Linked DNA regions of Homo sapiens: regions 2, 3, 4, 5 and 6 are each linked to region 1. A link is a contact called in ENCODE Hi-C or POLR2A ChIA-PET data. All regions are on one chromosome and are shown on one strand. The core of a region is the stretch at or near the end of the contact, and the rest is flanking DNA. Distances in the headings are between cores, read along the strand shown. Region 1 holds the start of TFAP4 (transcription factor AP-4). Region 2 holds the start of ZNF263 (zinc finger protein 263). Region 3 holds the start of ZNF174 (zinc finger protein 174). Region 4 holds the start of CLUAP1 (clusterin associated protein 1). Region 5 holds the start of NAGPA-AS1 (NAGPA antisense RNA 1). Region 6 holds the start of NLRC3 (NLR family CARD domain containing 3).

The links. Hi-C counts contacts between places; a loop is a spot of excess contacts on that map. ChIA-PET counts read pairs that join two places held with the same protein, here RNA polymerase II (POLR2A). Pooled maps may share reads with other maps.
Region 2: a loop to region 1 is called in a pooled map, with 7 times the contacts of the local background. The contact joins the promoter of ZNF263 here to the promoter of TFAP4 in region 1. A Hi-C loop is called at or near these places in 6 of 50 pooled maps. POLR2A ChIA-PET finds 5 or more read pairs at or near these places in 2 of 52 experiments (activated B cell and naive thymus-derived CD8-positive, alpha-beta T cell).
Region 3: a loop to region 1 is called in a map of CD8-positive, alpha-beta T cell, with 13 times the contacts of the local background. The contact joins the promoter of ZNF174 here to the promoter of TFAP4 in region 1. A Hi-C loop is called at or near these places in 1 of 168 maps with a recorded cell type or tissue (CD8-positive, alpha-beta T cell), 1 of 37 single-sample maps with no recorded cell type and 6 of 50 pooled maps. POLR2A ChIA-PET finds 5 or more read pairs at or near these places in 1 of 52 experiments (AG04449).
Region 4: a pooled map shows a loop between it and region 1 (8-fold over the local background). The contact joins the promoter of CLUAP1 here to the promoter of TFAP4 in region 1. A Hi-C loop is called at or near these places in 1 of 37 single-sample maps with no recorded cell type and 9 of 50 pooled maps. POLR2A ChIA-PET finds 5 or more read pairs at or near these places in 2 of 52 experiments (PC-9 and activated T-cell).
Region 5: a loop to region 1 is called in a pooled map, with 4 times the contacts of the local background. The contact joins the promoter of NAGPA-AS1 here to the promoter of TFAP4 in region 1. A Hi-C loop is called at or near these places in 1 of 50 pooled maps. POLR2A ChIA-PET finds 5 or more read pairs at or near these places in 2 of 52 experiments (HCT116 and Panc1).
Region 6: a pooled map shows a loop between it and region 1 (10-fold over the local background). The contact joins the promoter of NLRC3 here to the promoter of TFAP4 in region 1. A Hi-C loop is called at or near these places in 4 of 37 single-sample maps with no recorded cell type and 5 of 50 pooled maps.

What each region holds. Positions count from the first base shown.
Region 1 is chr16:4,271,750-4,274,303 of GRCh38, reverse strand. TFAP4 (transcription factor AP-4) reads left to right here and starts at 1,281. Exons shown (of 7, transcript NM_003223.3): 1 at 1,281-1,646. The coding sequence starts at 1,558. RefSeq lists silencers at 337-986, 1,707-1,756, 2,117-2,276 and enhancers at 135-1,110, 1,407-1,456, 2,357-2,546, 2,088-2,554.
Region 2 is chr16:3,282,218-3,284,771 of GRCh38, reverse strand. It overlaps ZNF263 (zinc finger protein 263), which reads right to left and starts at 1,281. Exons shown (of 6, transcript NM_005741.5): 1 at 567-1,281. The coding sequence starts at 953. RefSeq lists enhancers at 289-792, 1,503-1,692, 1,803-2,308 and a silencer at 973-1,132.
Region 3 is chr16:3,399,945-3,402,498 of GRCh38, reverse strand. ZNF174 (zinc finger protein 174) reads right to left here and starts at 1,284. Exons shown (of 3, transcript NM_003450.3): 1 at 93-1,284. The coding sequence starts at 494. ZSCAN32 (zinc finger and SCAN domain containing 32) reads left to right here and starts at 1,495. Exons shown (of 7, transcript NM_001284527.2): 1 at 1,495-1,554. RefSeq lists silencers at 938-1,157, 1,708-1,857 and an enhancer at 1,235-1,734.
Region 4 is chr16:3,499,724-3,502,277 of GRCh38, reverse strand. It overlaps CLUAP1 (clusterin associated protein 1), which reads right to left and starts at 1,274. Exons shown (of 12, transcript NM_015041.3): 1 at 1,189-1,274. The coding sequence starts at 1,210. RefSeq lists enhancers at 1-14, 15-532, 1,040-1,419, 1,540-1,589.
Region 5 is chr16:5,032,424-5,034,977 of GRCh38, reverse strand. It overlaps NAGPA-AS1 (NAGPA antisense RNA 1), which reads right to left and starts at 1,276. Exons shown (of 2, transcript NR_038913.1): 1 at 917-1,276. NAGPA (N-acetylglucosamine-1-phosphodiester alpha-N-acetylglucosaminidase) reads left to right here and starts at 1,043. Exons shown (of 10, transcript NM_016256.4): 1 at 1,043-1,149; 2 at 1,250-1,705. The coding sequence starts at 1,064. RefSeq lists enhancers at 932-1,111, 1,305-1,806.
Region 6 is chr16:3,576,134-3,578,687 of GRCh38, reverse strand. It overlaps NLRC3 (NLR family CARD domain containing 3), which reads left to right and starts at 1,285. Exons shown (of 20, transcript NM_178844.4): 1 at 1,285-1,539. It overlaps LOC105371060 (a long non-coding RNA gene), which reads right to left and starts at 1,185. Exons shown (of 2, transcript XR_001752061.3): 1 at 1-1,185. RefSeq lists enhancers at 1-121, 152-201.

The DNA.
Region 1 (2,554 bases), core at 32-2,531:
GAGAGCGTGTAAGCAAAACTGCTCGGCATCCACCGGGTGCTGGCAACATCTAATAACAATATTTCCCAATAATAACAGTAACTATTGTTACTAGTAGGAATAAGTCAAATTAGGAGGCGCGATTTAGGCGGAACCTGGAAGGCGGTGGGCAGGATCCAGGACATTCCAAGGCAGGCGTGGGCTTCCTGAGCCAGGAGCCAACCCTCCAGGAGCCAGGGGAGGGCCTGGGGCCGGAAGGTGCGGCGTGCGAGCGGAGGACGGAAGCTCGCCGCCAGGGTCCCCGTCCCTGCCCCAAGTCGTCACCCCCTCTTGGGGAGCGCATCCTGGCGGAGGGGCAAGTCCCACACGGGCTTTGTTATGAATGGGAAGCTGCAGCCTTCAGCCCGCGGAGGGAACAGTGCGGGTCTGGGGGAATAGCAGGGGACCCGGCAGCAACCAGCAGACCTCCCCGCAGCGCTGGCAGCCTGCGCCCGGGGGCCGCTGCCGTTCAGGCCCGCCTCCACCCTCCCCTCCCTGCCGGGGCCCCCGGCTTCCTAGGGCGGCCCCAGCATCCGAGGCGCCCTTTGCCGTCCCGTCGCCGGGTCCAAGATTCCCAGGATCCGGAGTCCCGGCCGTGCGGCCAGCTAAGCAAGGCGGGAGGGAGGAAGCTGGCCGGCCTCCGAAGTCAGCCCCGAGTTACATGTGGGAAGCGGTGGCTGTGACGCAAGTTTCCAGGGGGCCCTGGGCTCGGCTCGAAGGGAGCACACCGGAGAGGCTCCGCTCCGTGCAGCTGCAATGGTGAAAAAGCAGAAGCCCCAAGCGCGAACCCCAGGCCGCCTTCCTTGCTGCCGCTGCACGCCCGACCCAGCCGCGCCCCCTCCTCCCTGCGGGCCGGCCGAGCGCGCGGACCCTGCTCTGGGCCAGTCGCTGCTGGACTCCGGGCTGCACGGGCTGGGCTCCCTGCGCGGTGGCTGGCCTTTTTTTTTTTTTTTTTGCAACGCTTGCCAACCTGTCAGCTGATGGACCTCATCACCCATAGTGGCGCATGTAGCTCGGCCGCAGCTCGCTCCATTCACGCCGCGCCCCGCAAGCCCGCCCGCGGCCCCCGGCCCCCTGCGCCCCGCGAGAGGCCTGCAGACCCCGGTTGCAGCCGGTCCCCGGGGGCCCGCGCCCCTCTCGCCCCGGCCTCGCGCCGCCCGGGGGGCGCTGCAAATAGTCCTTTGTTTACATGCAATTCCTTACTCCGCGGAAGGAGGCCGGGGGAGTGCTGAGTTTTCACCAGCTGTTTCCCGCCTTGAAACAGACATCTGATCAGCTGCAAACACACACACACACACACACACACACACACACACACACACACACACACATACACACGCCCGGGGAGGCAGGCCGGAGAGACCTCCCTCCCGCCCCTCCCGCCCGCCTCCCTCCCCTCGCCGCCGCCGCCGCCGCCAGCATCTGGGACCGGCCGATTCTGCACCTCCGTCCGGCGCTGCCCTTTGATTCGGATTTCCATCTTGCATTCTCCGGCTGATCGCGGGACCTGGCTCGTGCAGAGGAGGGGGGCCGATCGCTATGGAGTATTTCATGGTGCCCACTCAGAAGGTGCCCTCTTTGCAACATTTCAGGAAAACAGAGAAAGAAGTGATAGGAGGGCTCTGTAGGTGTGTACTCCTCCTCCCCCCACCCCCTTCCTACCACTGCAGCCCCCGGCCAGCCCGCCCGGGCGGGCGCGCGTGTGCGCACGCATGGCCCGCGCCGCCGACCCCGCTAGCCTTTCTTAGCTGCCGGGACGGCTGCAGCCCCACACGCCGGGTCCGCGCCGCCCCGGGACCCTCCTTCCTTGGAGCATGGGGGCCCCAAGCGGCCCCGGCCACTTTTGTCCGCTGCAGGCGGGCGAGTCGCGACGTTTGTAAATTGCAAACAGACCCACGTGGTTCTGCAGCAGTCCCGGCCATGCTTGGTGCTGGTGGCCTTCCCCCCCGCGCTTCCTCTTTCCCCCTCCTGCGGCGGCTTCCTTCCTCTCCTTCCTTCCTCGGGATCTGAGGTCGTCCCCATCCAAGGGGGTCTGGGGGCCCGGGGCGCGCGTGGGGGTGTAGCTAGGGCGGCTACAATGCAGCCATGCCGCGGCTCCCGGCGCGGGGTGGGGGCGGGGAGCCGGGCACTGTGCGTGTTTGCAGAGCGGGGCTGCAGCGGGGTCGGGGGCGTGCTCGCGTGTGGGTGTTGGGGGTGGGCGGACCCCGAGGGGCCCGCGCGGCCGGTAGGGGCGCCGCGGCCCGGGGCACGTTGGCTGCCGCTCGCTCGCCCGCCCGCGCCCGGGCGCTGTTTACTAGCGAGGCCTGGACGTGACTCTGCAGCCCTCTTGGAGTAGGCGGACCTCTGCGCGCGGCCTCGCGGGAGCTGTAGTTCTCCGTGTCCTGCTGGTGCAGCATTGTGGGATTTGTAGGCGCTCCTGGGCCACGCTTTCCCTGCACAAAGCTCGGCCCCCGCGGGCACGATGGGCAAGGCAGGCCAGGTGGGCAGGCCATTTGGGGAAGGGACACCTGAGGCCGCCCCTAGCCTCGCAGGGCAG
Region 2 (2,554 bases), core at 32-2,531, 990 kb after region 1:
GGATAGGCTAAATTGGGGTAGCCCTGGGGACCAATGACCTCAGGGCCTCGGTGCCAAATTATCTTTCAAAGTTCACAATTAACGGAGGCCCAGCTTTGCAGAGAAGACCAGACCGTGGACCCTAACATAACAACAGGTAACAAGTACTAAGCACTCATAAGCTAGTAGTGTTCACAACTTTACATGCTGCTCTCCCTCTAAGCCCTAGAAAGTATGTTAATATCCTCATTTTACGAATAGGAAAACAGGCCGAAAGAGATCAAGTAACTTGCCAAAGTAACAAAGCTAGTACTAGCAGATTGAGGATTTGAACGCTGGCGATCTAACTCCATGGCTAACACTAACTGTTGCAGGGACACCGCCTCCGCGTGGAAACAGGGCACTCTTCACTGCTTTCGTTCATTTGGGGGAAAATCTGGAGGATGAGTGTTCCAGGTTAAATCACAAGTCCTCTTCCCCACGTAAGGTCTACTCAGGGCAATTTACTTGAATTCGACCGGGGGCGCAATGTCCCAGTGCTCAGGGCTAAACAAACCACAGATAAAACAGCTCTCTCTCTCTCTCACCTGTTGTCTCAGTCTCCCAAGCTCTCTCTGCATATCCTCCACAAGGGTCACCGCTTCTTCGCCGCTCTCCGGATGCAGCTCCTGCACCCTGCTCTGGATCTCCTGGGGCAGGATGGTCAGGAACTGCTCTAACACCAGCAGCTCCAAGATCTGCTCCTTCGTGCGCATCTCAGGCCGAAGCCACCCATGGCAAAGCTCTTGGAGCCGGCTGAGGGCTTCCCGGGGACCAGCTGCCTCTTGGAAGCGGAACCGTCTGAAGCGCAAGTGGGAGGCCTCGGGGCTCGGTCCTGGGTCAGGTGGGGGCAGCTCCTGGCTCCAGGCGCAGTCCTCCTCCAGCTTCACTATCAGGAGCCCTTCCCGTTCCTGGGAGCCCGGGCCCGACGCCATCGTCAGGTCTCCAGAGCGCCTTAGCCCGAAACCAGCCGTGCCCGCCTACGAAGGCGCCCTGAACCCATGTAAGGTTGGACGGCGCCAGCAGGAGCCCGGGGCCGGGGGCTCCCAGTCCAGGCCGAGGAGCCCCGCTCCAGCCCAGGCGCGGCCGGCTCCGGCGCCTAGGCCTCAGTCGGTCCCAGGCGCCGCCACGCCGGCCCCGTGGCCCATCTGCGCCAGGACTTCCCCGAGGCAGGAACCGAGCGCCACGCTTCTCACCCTATATAGAGGACCCACGCAAGACTCAGACCTCTGCTCCCACGCCGGAAATCTCAGCGCGCAAGTTAGGCGTCCACAAGCCCACGGCGCCTGCTCGTGACCAATTTCCGGGTCACGTTTTGCGAACTCCAGCGCCCATTAGGTCAGGTTTCTCCACACACTCACCGCCTACCAATGAGAAGGGAAGATTGGCCTACGGGGACTGGATGAGCGAGGGACCAATTGGAGACGAGAGGCGGGGCCACGGGGCGCGCCCTGAAATTCTGGGAGTGACTGGGGGCAGGGCAGCTGGATCCAAGCGAAGAAAACAAGCCTGAGGTCGTTGTGACTGGCGGGCAACCTGGGTTAGAATTACTCCGGAGCGCTTGGGAAAACGCAGATCCCAGGGCCACGCGCTCTCCAGTGCGTCAGTGTCGGGGTGAGACCCGGAAATCTGAATTGTTAATCAGCTTCCCCGGATGAATCCTTTCCCAAGCCAGGCCCCACCCGCTTCGGCTACTCTGGGCTGGCTGAAGATGGTCCCATTGGCCCCTGCGGCCTCGTCGGCTCCGGAAGCCAGGGGCTCCTCGGCATGTCGGGGAGGCCAGGGAGCTAGCCGCCCGCCCAGTCAGTGGCGCCGCGTGGCCTGCTGCGCGGGGCCTGCTGGGAGATGCAGTCCGCGGCGCGGCCTCGCGACTGCGCGTGCGCCCTGGGCGAGCGCCCAAGAGCCCGGCGGTTCTGAAACCCCGAGTCCCGCGGAGAACCCTGCTGGGCTTTGGGCTCGCTTCTGCGGCTGGACGTCCCAGAGGAGCGCTCGGGTCTGGGTTCGCGGCACCTGCTTCCGATTTTAGACCGAATTTTAAATCTGCCCGAGATGTGCAGCGCCTGCAGTTCATTCTCCAAGTTTCAGTCTCTTACCCAGCCCTGCAAGGGCGGGATCTGCCTCCAGCTCCGCCGTGGACTGTGATAGTTGGGGGCGAGTGGCAGGAGGGCCGCAGGGCCGATTCCCTATTGGGCGCGGTTGTGGGCTTTGTGTCGGTGAGCGGGGCTGCCCAGTTGTGAGGCGGCCCAGGTCCTCCGGGCCATGAGATCCGCAAATGGAAGCGTCCTGGGATAGAATGTGACAATCAGTTACCGTGTATTGAGCGTTTATATGCAGATCGATCCTGAAAACACGTTAGTATGAAGCAGATGCTATTAGCAGCCCCTTCCTACAGGTGGTGGCACTGAAGTCATTTACTTGGGTCACACAGCTAGTCTGTCGTCAAAGGTGAGGCTACCATGATAGTAGAGGGTAATATGGGATTAAAGGGGTTTGTGATGACTAAGTGAAAAGAGTACTGATATTTTAGTTTTTTTCT
Region 3 (2,554 bases), core at 35-2,534, 870 kb after region 1:
CGAAAGAGCAAGATTCCGTCTCAAAAAAAGAAAAAAAAAAAAAAAGAAAAGAAAAAGAAATCCCCAGGATGATGGGAGAGGACCCTCCTTACCCACTGCTTTGGTTTCTTGGATGCTCTGTGAAAATCTTCCACGAGGGTCACAATCTCCTTGCTGCTCATTGGACATCGATGCCTGACCCGAGCCTGGATCTCCGGGGGCAGGATGGTCAGGAACTGCTCCATCACCAGAAGCTCCAAAATCTGCTCCTTGGTGTGCAGCTCGGGTTGCAACCACTGACGGCAGAGCTGTCGGAGCTGGGAGAGAGCCTCTTGGGGTCCAGACACCTCTTGATAACAAAAGCGTCTGAAGCTCTGGCGGCAGAGCTCAGGATCTGGGCAGTTTTTTTGCAGAGGAGGGCCCCGTTTCTCTTCTAGTTTGGCTATTATGTGTCTCTCTTGCTTGGAGGAAGCTTCAGTGTTGGAGCTTAAAGTTATCTCCATTTTAGCTGCCATTTTGGGCGTCAGGAGACAACTCTCTCCTTGTAAACGGGTTAAGCCTTTGGGATCATGACCCTGGAGAAGTCTCTGAATACTAGAAAGATTCTAGAAACGAAGGTTCTCTGAGGATGTTAGGGGGAACGGGATGCAGAGACAAAGCCTCACTTGCTAGCCTTTACTAGCCAAACTCAAGACAACGCGGTCCCTGGGAGTGGGAAGAGTTTTGTCTTCTTGTCAGTTTTTTGCAGTCTTGCAAAGGAGAAAAGTCATAACGTCCTAAAAGGACTCTGGGGAAAAAATACTTCTTTTATTTCAGTAGCAAGCACACAGGTCTCGGATTTAATGAGCAATACGCTCTAACCGGCGGGTGGAGCGGAATCCCTAGGAAAAGTTCAAGCTGTCGCAGGTAGCTTGCCCCAACTCTCCCGCATCCTGGCGGAAACCGACCGGGTGCATGTCGCCGGGTGCTAAACGGTAGAGCTAAGCGAGGCCACAGCGCCAGCCGGGGGTGTGAGGTAGCGAACAGCCTCCTGCACGCGAGCAAAGCGGCTGCTCGCTGCCGAGGCGCCGCAGGCCCAGTGGCTCCGGCCTCCAGGGCGGCCCCGCGGCCCAGCCAGCCCCAGGCCTGGCGAAGCTGCCGCAACCCGATGCGCAGCTGAACTCCACGCCCGGTGTGAGCTCGGACTGGCGACTGCGACACCGGTACCCCGAACAGCCCGGCGCCCCGCACCCACCTGCAGCCGACTCACCTCTCCGGGAACCCAAGACCGAGGGACTTAGGACCCGACACCGGCGAGCACGGGCTGGGGGCGGGGCCGATGCCACTCGCTGCGGAGACGCCCACTAGCTGCTGAGGACAACTACTGACAGGGCCCGCCTCCTGCCAAGGGCATTCTCTACCGTCTATTGGTTGCTGCGCCTGTCAATACCGTCGCAGTGCATCCCGGGAGCTGCAGTCCGGCAATTCGGCTTGCGGGCCTGCGCAGGGGCGTGCGTAATGGGCGGAGCGAATCGCGCCGCTGACTTCCGGCCCGGAGGCTGAGGGAGTTTGTGGAGTCGCGAGTGCTGGTGTCCGGTGAGTTCTCCGCTTCCTTGCGGCCGGCGGGATTAGCCGCTGGGCCCTGCGACGGCCGAGGAGCCCCTCCCCGCTGGGAGTCTTCTCCGAGGCGTTCGGGTCCGGCCCCGATGGGCGTCTCCTTGGGACAGGCAGCCTCCCTCAGGCCGGGCGTCCCCAGACGCGCCGCGATCACCGTGCCCCGCTCCCACCGTGCGGATCACCCCGAGCCTGAGCGCCGGCGCCCCGGGACCCCCTGGCCTTGACCCTGCTCATCTCGTCCCTGTCTCGCCCACTCCCTACTCATCCACAGTGCCTAGCCCTGGCACCGAGTGCGTTCTGAGTACTCAATAAATAGTTAACTAAGTGAAAAACCTATCAACCTGGCTCCCCATCCTCATGCTACATTTTTTTCCGAGTGTTTGGGCCATCGCTAGAGTGAAGTAAAATTTTCAGAGAACAGCATTTTAAAATTTAACGATGAGTGGGAGGTAAGGGGTCAAAAGGGGTCAAGAAGGGTGCAGGTTCCGCCTTCTGCATGAAGTTAGAAGAGCTTTTATTAAATTCTTCTTCAGCCAGGTAAGGCACAGGATGAACATAATGAAGGCAAGGGGTGCTGGTTCTAGTCCTGGCCTTGCTGCCTAGGAGCTGTGCTGTGTGATGCTTTAGGCAAGATACTTCATCGCTCTCAGTTTCTTTTTGGCTAGAAAGCAGTGCTAACAATAATAATGCCCTTGATTTCTCTATCTCTAGAAGCACTGAAATGTAAAGAGAATTTAAGTGAAGGCAGTTCAAGTTCCTTGAGAAAAGGGAACCCAAATCCATTTTTAAAATATAAAAAAATTTCTTTAATTTTTAAAAAACATTTACCATCATAACCATTTTTAAGTGTACAGCTCAGTAGTCCTGAGTATATTCATCTTGTTGTGCATGCTGGATCCATTTTAATACCACATGGTGAGGGTGTATCAGCCCCTGGAGAAAATGTAAATTACGATCTGCTTTAATCTGTGTTTTAAGT
Region 4 (2,554 bases), core at 25-2,524, 770 kb after region 1:
AGCGGCAGGGTTTCGCCATGTTAGCTAGGCTAGTCTAGAACTCCTGAAATTAAGTGATCCGCCTGCCTCGGTCTTCCAAAGGGCTGGGATTACAGGCGTGACCCACTGCGCCCAGCCGTAACCAACACTCTTAGCCTCGTTCTTCCACTTCCCCACCCTCTTAGCAAAGGAATTCGAGCTCCCTTCTCCTTACCAGCCCTGCAGAAAGGATGCAGATGGAGTTCAGGATGTCTGGAGTTCAGGCAACCTGAATTCAAGCCCCAGTGCCACCTCCTACCGCCTGTATCACCTGCCCAAGTTACCTGACCTCTCTGTGCCCGTTTCCTCACTACCAAATACAGGGGGCACAGAGTTGTTCAGATGATTAAAATGAAATGCGCATAACACAGAGCGGGCCCTGGCAGATCGTTAAAACTCAAAAAATGTTAGCCGCAATGATTATCACCCAGCCTCCTCTCCTCGGTTTCGTTGCTGGTTGTTTTTTTTTTGGTTTGTTTTTTGTTTTTTGAGATGTTGTTTCGCTCTTGTTGCCTAGGCTGGAGTGCAATGGCCCGATCTCGGCTCACCGCAACCTCCAAAGCGATTCTCCTGCTTCAGACTCCCGAGTAGCTGGGATTACAGGCGCCCGCCACCACCCCCGGCTAATTTTGTAATTTTAGTAGAGACGGGGTTTCTCCATGTTGGTCAGGCTGGTCTCGAACTCCCGACCTCAGGTGATTCGCCCGCCTCGGCCTCCCAAAGTGTTGGGCTTACGGGCGTGAGCCACCGCGCCCGGCCTGCTGTTCGGTTTTCTAAGCGCTAAGCTAACCCAACTCAAAAAATAGTCTCTAAACTCTCCATGCATTTTCCAATACGGTAGCGAAGAGCGGCATGCAGCTACACAAACAGAAATAAATTACACTTAAAAATTCAGTTATTCATCTGCACTAGCCACATTTCAAGCGTTCTGAGCCACACGCGGCCAGTGGCAGATAGAGAACTTTCCATCCTCGCTAGAAATGGCCGAAGAAGGGCCTGGGACGCTCGGCCGGGTTGCAGCCGCGGGTCAGGCGGTCCCTGAGGCGCAGAGGCCCGAAAGGAGCCTCCGGCAGCGCAAGCCTCAGGGATCGCCTACACAGGGGACCCGGCGGGCGGGAGCCCTGAATCTCTGGAAGACCCGCAGGTCACAGGGGCGCGGGGCTGCCTTACTGCGGAGGTCGCGGAAAGACATAACGCTCAGGTCCCCAGGAGCCCAGGGTCGCAACTGCTCGCCCCTCAGCGATCACAGGCCCAGCGCTCGACGATCTCTATGGCAACCAATGGACCCTTGGACGGCGCACGGTCAGGGACAAACAAAAAGCGAAGCGAAGACGCGGCGGCACGTGCATACGCACGGGGAGAGCGGGCCGGCAGAGAGCGCTCCTGAGACGCCGAGGGCAGAGGGCGTGGCGATACCGGCGTCTATGAGGGCTGCAAGCTTCCCAGCTTCTGGGCGTCTGTTTACACGCTTTGCGGACGTTTCGCGCTGGGTGACAGGTTCTGAGTACCTACTACGTGCTTGATATTGCGCTAGGCGCTTTCCATATTGCTTATTTCCCCCTCATTTCTATAAAGAATGCACGATGCTTGGCTGGGCGCGGGGGCTCACGCCTACAATCCCAGCACTTTGGGATGCCGAGGCGGGCGGATCACTTGAGGTCAGGAGTTCGAGACCAGCCTGGCCAACATGGCGAAACCCCGTCTCTACCAAAAAATACAAAAATTTGCCAAGCGTGGTGGCGCACACCTGTAATCCCAGCTACTCGGGAGGCTGAGGCAGAAGAATTACTTGAACCCGGCAGGCAGAGGTTGCAGTGAGCCGAGATCGCGCCACTGCCCTTCGGCCTGGCGACAGAGCGAGACTCTGTCTCAAAAAAAAAAAAAAAAAAAAAATGCACTATACTCAGGAAGCCCGCCTTCCCCCGTCCGAGGCACAGCGCGCTCCTCGTCGGAATCTGGTTGCCGAGCGGAGGACGGGATCACTGTGGGCGCCCAGAGGCAGGCCAGGCCTCGGTCTCGCGCACGCGCAGACGGCTCGGGCTGCACAACAGGCCGGAAAGGGGCCCTGAGCCGCTCGCGCCGCGCGGGTCCCGGCAGCCCTAGCCTCTGCATGGGGGCGCGAGGAGACGGCAGGAAGGGGCGGCCTCCACGTGTGAAATGGGGAGATGCCCCGCCAGGCGTGGCACAGCAGCCGGGTTTTGTAAGGTAGCTTGAGCAGGAACAAGGAAACAGCGTAGTGCACAAAGCGATTGGTTGGCATCAGGTTATTTCAGATGCATTTCTTTGGGTTAAAGCAGAGGGGGCTTCCTTATGCCAGCCTAGGTGGACAGGGCCCCTTTTGTTGGTTGCAGTGAATCTTCTGTGTTTTGGCAGACTGGCCTGTCTCTAAGTTCGCATTGATTACGTGGCACCTTGCACTAGCGATTCCATTCTGGTTTGGTCTGGTCCGTTGGTACCTTGTGCAGGAGCTCGCTCCAAAACAATGGCCTCCCATAAATGTTGCTTCACGTGTTATTAAGAAAAACAAAAGATAAGC
Region 5 (2,554 bases), core at 27-2,526, 760 kb before region 1:
AGAGCTTTCTTCTTTCCCTTATTAAACGTTCGCTCCAACCCCACCCTTGTGTCCACGCTCCTTAGTTTTCTTGGAGGTAGGACAAAGAACCCCGGGACTAGTTCAGACAAGGAGAAACTGCTATATTAAGGTGCACTGGCAAGACCGCAACAGTATCAAGCCAATTAGACTTGCCGTGGCTCCTGGAATGGCCCACGCACTGCACTGGCACCAAGACACCACCCAACCCTGGACACTGCACTGGGACAGGAGGCCTGAAGAGAAGAATCCTCTCAAAGGAAGCTTGAAGTACATGCTACAAAATAAACTGGCTTCTATACTCAGGGCCAGCTTCATGGGCTCACTCAGAAGGTCCCTGGCTTGCTGCAACCATTTGCTCTGACCATCTTGAAATTCTTAATAGTTTTCTGGGTTTTTTAGTAAGTGTCCCCACGTTTTCATTTTGCATTGAGTCACACAAATCATGTAGCTGGGCTGTCTTCAAAAATGTCAAGGTAGTAAAAGACAAAAGGCTGAGGAGCCTTCCAGATGAAGAGATCAAAGAGACATGACAACTAAAAGCAACTCCTGGGTTACAGGGTCAGGGGCGGACAAAAAGGAAAAGAAAAAAAAAGACATTAGAGGGACAATTGAAGGTTAGCTGTGGATGACATCACAGAAATGTCAATGGGAGTTGTCCTAATGATATTTGCCCTGTGGTTAAGAAAATGCCCTTGTTCTTAGGAGATTCATGGCGAGGTATGGGGTAAAGGATCATGACATCTGCAATTTGGTTGCCATTGGTTCAGGAAAAAAAAAAAACAAAGTACAAATGATTGAGTAAATCAGGCAAGCCTAAACCACTGCTAAACATGAATAACAGTTCTACGAGAGTTCTTTATGCTCTCCTTGCAACTTCCTGTAGGTTTGAGATTACCTGGAGATAAAAAGTTAACATCACCAGCACCGCCCGCCAGCCCGCCAGCCGAAAAGAGCGCAGGTAATTCAGTCCGAGCTGAAAGCGGCCACCCTGGGACTTGAGTCACGTGAGGCGAGCCCACATGACCCGAGGCCCCGGTCCAATATGGCGACCTCCACGGGTCGCTGGCTTCTCCTCCGGCTTGCACTATTCGGCTTCCTCTGGGAAGCGTCCGGCGGCCTCGACTCGGGGTGAGTGCAGCTCCCTGGGCCAGCCTGGTTCGGGGGGTCCCCCCTGTCCTCCGAGCTCACGAGGACAGCCCCCTGAGCTCACGGCCGCCCGTCCCCGCAGGGCCTCCCGCGACGACGACTTGCTACTGCCCTATCCACGCGCGCGCGCGCGCCTCCCCCGGGACTGCACACGGGTGCGCGCCGGCAACCGCGAGCACGAGAGTTGGCCTCCGCCTCCCGCGACTCCCGGCGCCGGCGGTCTGGCCGTGCGCACCTTCGTGTCGCACTTCAGGGACCGCGCGGTGGCCGGCCACCTGACGCGGGCCGTTGAGCCCCTGCGCACCTTCTCGGTGCTGGAGCCCGGTGGACCCGGCGGCTGCGCGGCGAGACGACGCGCCACCGTGGAGGAGACGGCGCGGGCGGCCGACTGCCGTGTCGCCCAGAACGGCGGCTTCTTCCGCATGAACTCGGGCGAGTGCCTGGGGAACGTGGTGAGCGACGAGCGGCGGGTGAGCAGCTCCGGGGGGCTGCAGAACGCGCAGTTCGGGATCCGCCGCGACGGGACCCTGGTCACCGGGTGAGGAGGCAGGGAGCCCCGTGCTGTCGAGGGCAGAGGGCCTGAGATTTGGGTTGTAGCCGTGCCTCCGTGTTCAAGTCACTTAACCAAGCTGAGCCCCTGTTTCCTCCTCTGCAGAATGGGGATAGGAATCGCTTCCTTGCAGAGTTTATTCATCATCCAGTATCATTGAGCACTTGCTTGTATCAGGCAATGTGCCGCGCCCCGGTGAGATAGCCGTGAACAACACAGTCTTTGCCTTAACAGCCCTCCCCCATTACTAGAAAAATCAACAAAAGCCGGGTAAATAGCTAACATACATTCTGATTGCTGTGTGTGCAGCAAAGCAACCAACGGGGTGAACCCGTTGTAAATAGTGTTGATTTTAGGGAGGGTGATCTGGAACACGCCTCTCCGAGGTGACCTTTGAGTGGGAACTTGAAGATGAATCACTAAGTGAGCCAAGGTCAGAACTGGAGGAAGAGCGTTTCAGTCCAAAGGAACCCCACGCACAAAGGCTCAGAGGCTCAGGGGGGCTTGTGTGTATGAGGGACTGAAAAAGGAGTGGGGTGTCAGAAACATCAACTCATCAAGACTGATGATTTTTTTTTTTTTGAGACAGAGTCTTGCTCTGTTGCCCAGGATGGAGGGCAGTGGCATGATACCGGCTCACTGCAACCTCTGCCTCCCGGGTTCAAGCGATTCTCCTGCCTCAGCCTCTGGAGTAGCTGGGACTACGGACGTGTGCCACCACGCCCGGCTGATTTTTGTATTTTTAGTAGAGACGGGATGGGGTGGGGAACGGGGGAGTGGGTTCACCATATTGGCCTGGCCGGTCTCGAACTCCTGACCTCAAGTGATCCACCCACC
Region 6 (2,554 bases), core at 36-2,535, 700 kb after region 1:
CTCCTGCTCTACAACCATTGCTGGCTCCCACTTGCTTGCTGAGGAAAATTCAGACCCCAGGACCCCTGTCCCTTGGCTCCCACCTTGTCACCTCCTTCCCTCAGTGGCCCCATGTTGCTTGCTCCCTGTCCCCAGCGGATGTCCCATACTTTATTGTAATTTTTCTCATGTGGCTTGCTCTGGGCCATGTCCTTCCCCCTCACGCCCTTCCCTGTCAGGGCAGGCCACCCACTGAGGTCCACTTCCAGGGGCCGAGTGCGATCTCCTGCCGCGGACGGCAACATTCTGCTGTTTCCTCTTAGGGTACAGGTGACCTGCCTCTGGGGAGCCCTTTGCTCACAGGAAGATGTTATGGGGCACAGCTGAGTCAGAGGTGCCTACTGGGTGACAGAGAGAAAAGAAAGCAAGAGGTGTTAAAAGAGGGAGCACAGTGGCTCACACCTGTTATCTCCGTGTTTTGGGAGGCCAAGGCAGGAGGATCACTTGAGCCCCAGGAGGTAGAGGCTACAGTGAGCCGAGATCACACCACTGCACTCCAGTCTGGGTGACAGAGCAAGATCCTGTCTCAAAAAATAAATAGGCTGGGCGCAGTGGCTCACGCCTGTAATCCCACCCCTTTGGGAAGCCAAGGTGGGTGGATCACCTGAGGTCAGGCGTTCAAGACCAGCCTGGCCAACATGGCAAAGCCCCTCCTCTGCTAAAAATACAAAAATTAGCGGGGCATGGTGGCGCATGCCCGTAATCCCAGCTACTCAGGAGGCTGAGGCAGGAGAATCTCTTGAACCTGGGAGGGGGAGGTTGCAGTGAGCCGAGATCGTGCCATTGCACTCCAGCCTGGGCAACAGAGCGAGACTCTGTCTCAAATAAATAAATTAAATAAATAAATAAGGAGAGCCACAGGGGTGGCCTGGAGGTGGCAGGGCACAGTCCAGTCCTGCTGGGGTCACCCTCTAGTTGCGTGACCTCAGGCTGCTCACTTGATTTCCTGACCACCCGCCTGAAAACAAGCATTTGTTGATGGCGGGGCAGCTTCCTTTGTGGCGGGATGGAGGTGATGTGTCAACAGCCTTGGCACCAGCCACTTTATCCTGAGCATGCCACCTGCAGGGACACTTAATCCCAGAGTCAAGACCCCCAGCATCGCCCCCGCACTTAACTTGCACGGGGGCGGTGACCAAGCCAGGGTGCCCCGGCTCCTCGATGTGTCTGCGAGGCTGTTGGCTGTTGAAATCAGACAGGAAGGAAGAATGAGGTGGAGCCCAGCACAGGAAGAGGTGAGGACCCGGAGCCACAGGGACAGCCGGTGGGCTCGGTGGGGCTGCAGAAGGTCGGGGCTGCACTGCTCTCGGCCCCCACACGGTTGGTTGGTTGGCGTGGTAAGTGCCCTGATCCCTGGTCCTGAGAACTCAGGCTGGCACAGGGATTCCCAGGGCATCTACCACCACGCAGCTGGAGCAGGGCTGAGCCCAGGAGCATGGAGATGGACGCCCCCAGGCCCCCCAGTCTTGCTGTCCCTGGAGCAGCATCGAGGCCCGGGAGGTAAGTTGGGTCCAGGTGACCTCAGTGCAGGGCAGGGGAGGGAGAAGGGATGCTGGCAGGAAGGACAGTGGCCTTAAGGCCTGAGCTACTCTGGGGAGGGGGACTGGGGAGACTCCACGAGACTCCAAGAAGCTGTCTCCTGGGGCAGGACTGGCTCATGCTGTAGAAAAAAGAGATGTGGCCAGGCACGGTGGCTCACGCCTGTAATCCCAACACTTTGGGAGGCCAAGGTGGGCGGATCACTTGAGGTCAGGACTTTGAGACTAGCCTGGCCAACATGGTGAAACCCCATCTCTACTAAAAATAAAAAATAAATTAGCCAGGCATGTTGGCAGACGCCTGTAATCCCACCCAGCTAGTCGGGAGGCTGAGGCAGGAGAACCGCTTGAACCCGGGAGGCGTAGGTTGCAGTGAGCCGAGATCGAGCCACTGCACTCAATCCTGGGTGACAAAGCGAGACTGTCTCCAAAACAAAACAAAACAAAACAAAAAAGAAAAGAAAAAACAGGTAACTAAGAATGGCCCAGGACAGGTCCCAGGGACAAAACCCAGCTCCCCCAGGTACCAGTGATGGCCCAGGAGAAGCAGGAAGCATCTTGAAGGTGCTGCGGGCAGGCAGTGGTGATGCTGAGCCACGGCCTGGGGAATCGGCAGACCTGGGCACCCTTCCTGGCACTGGGACCCCCCATGGGAGGCTACTTCTCTGGGCCTCAGCACCCCACCTGTAGATGGAGGTGACAGCACAGGAGGGGCGAGGTCATGAGGGGCAGGGAGGGTGCAGGCGCCGCCCCCAGGCGAGTGGGCAGCCCCAGGGCCTCTCCTGCCCACAGCCTTGGGTGAGACAAGGGTCGAGAGAGACGGCAACCGCAGAGGCCTTCTCGGAAGAAGTGCCACTGCCCTGGGCCAGCCTGGGTGTTGGCTGCAGGGTCTTCCCCTATGGCCAGGCTCCAGAGGCCCTGGTGTTTTTCTGGACCCCTCCCTGGAGGTGACCCTGAGCCTGGGGCTCACTGTTGGC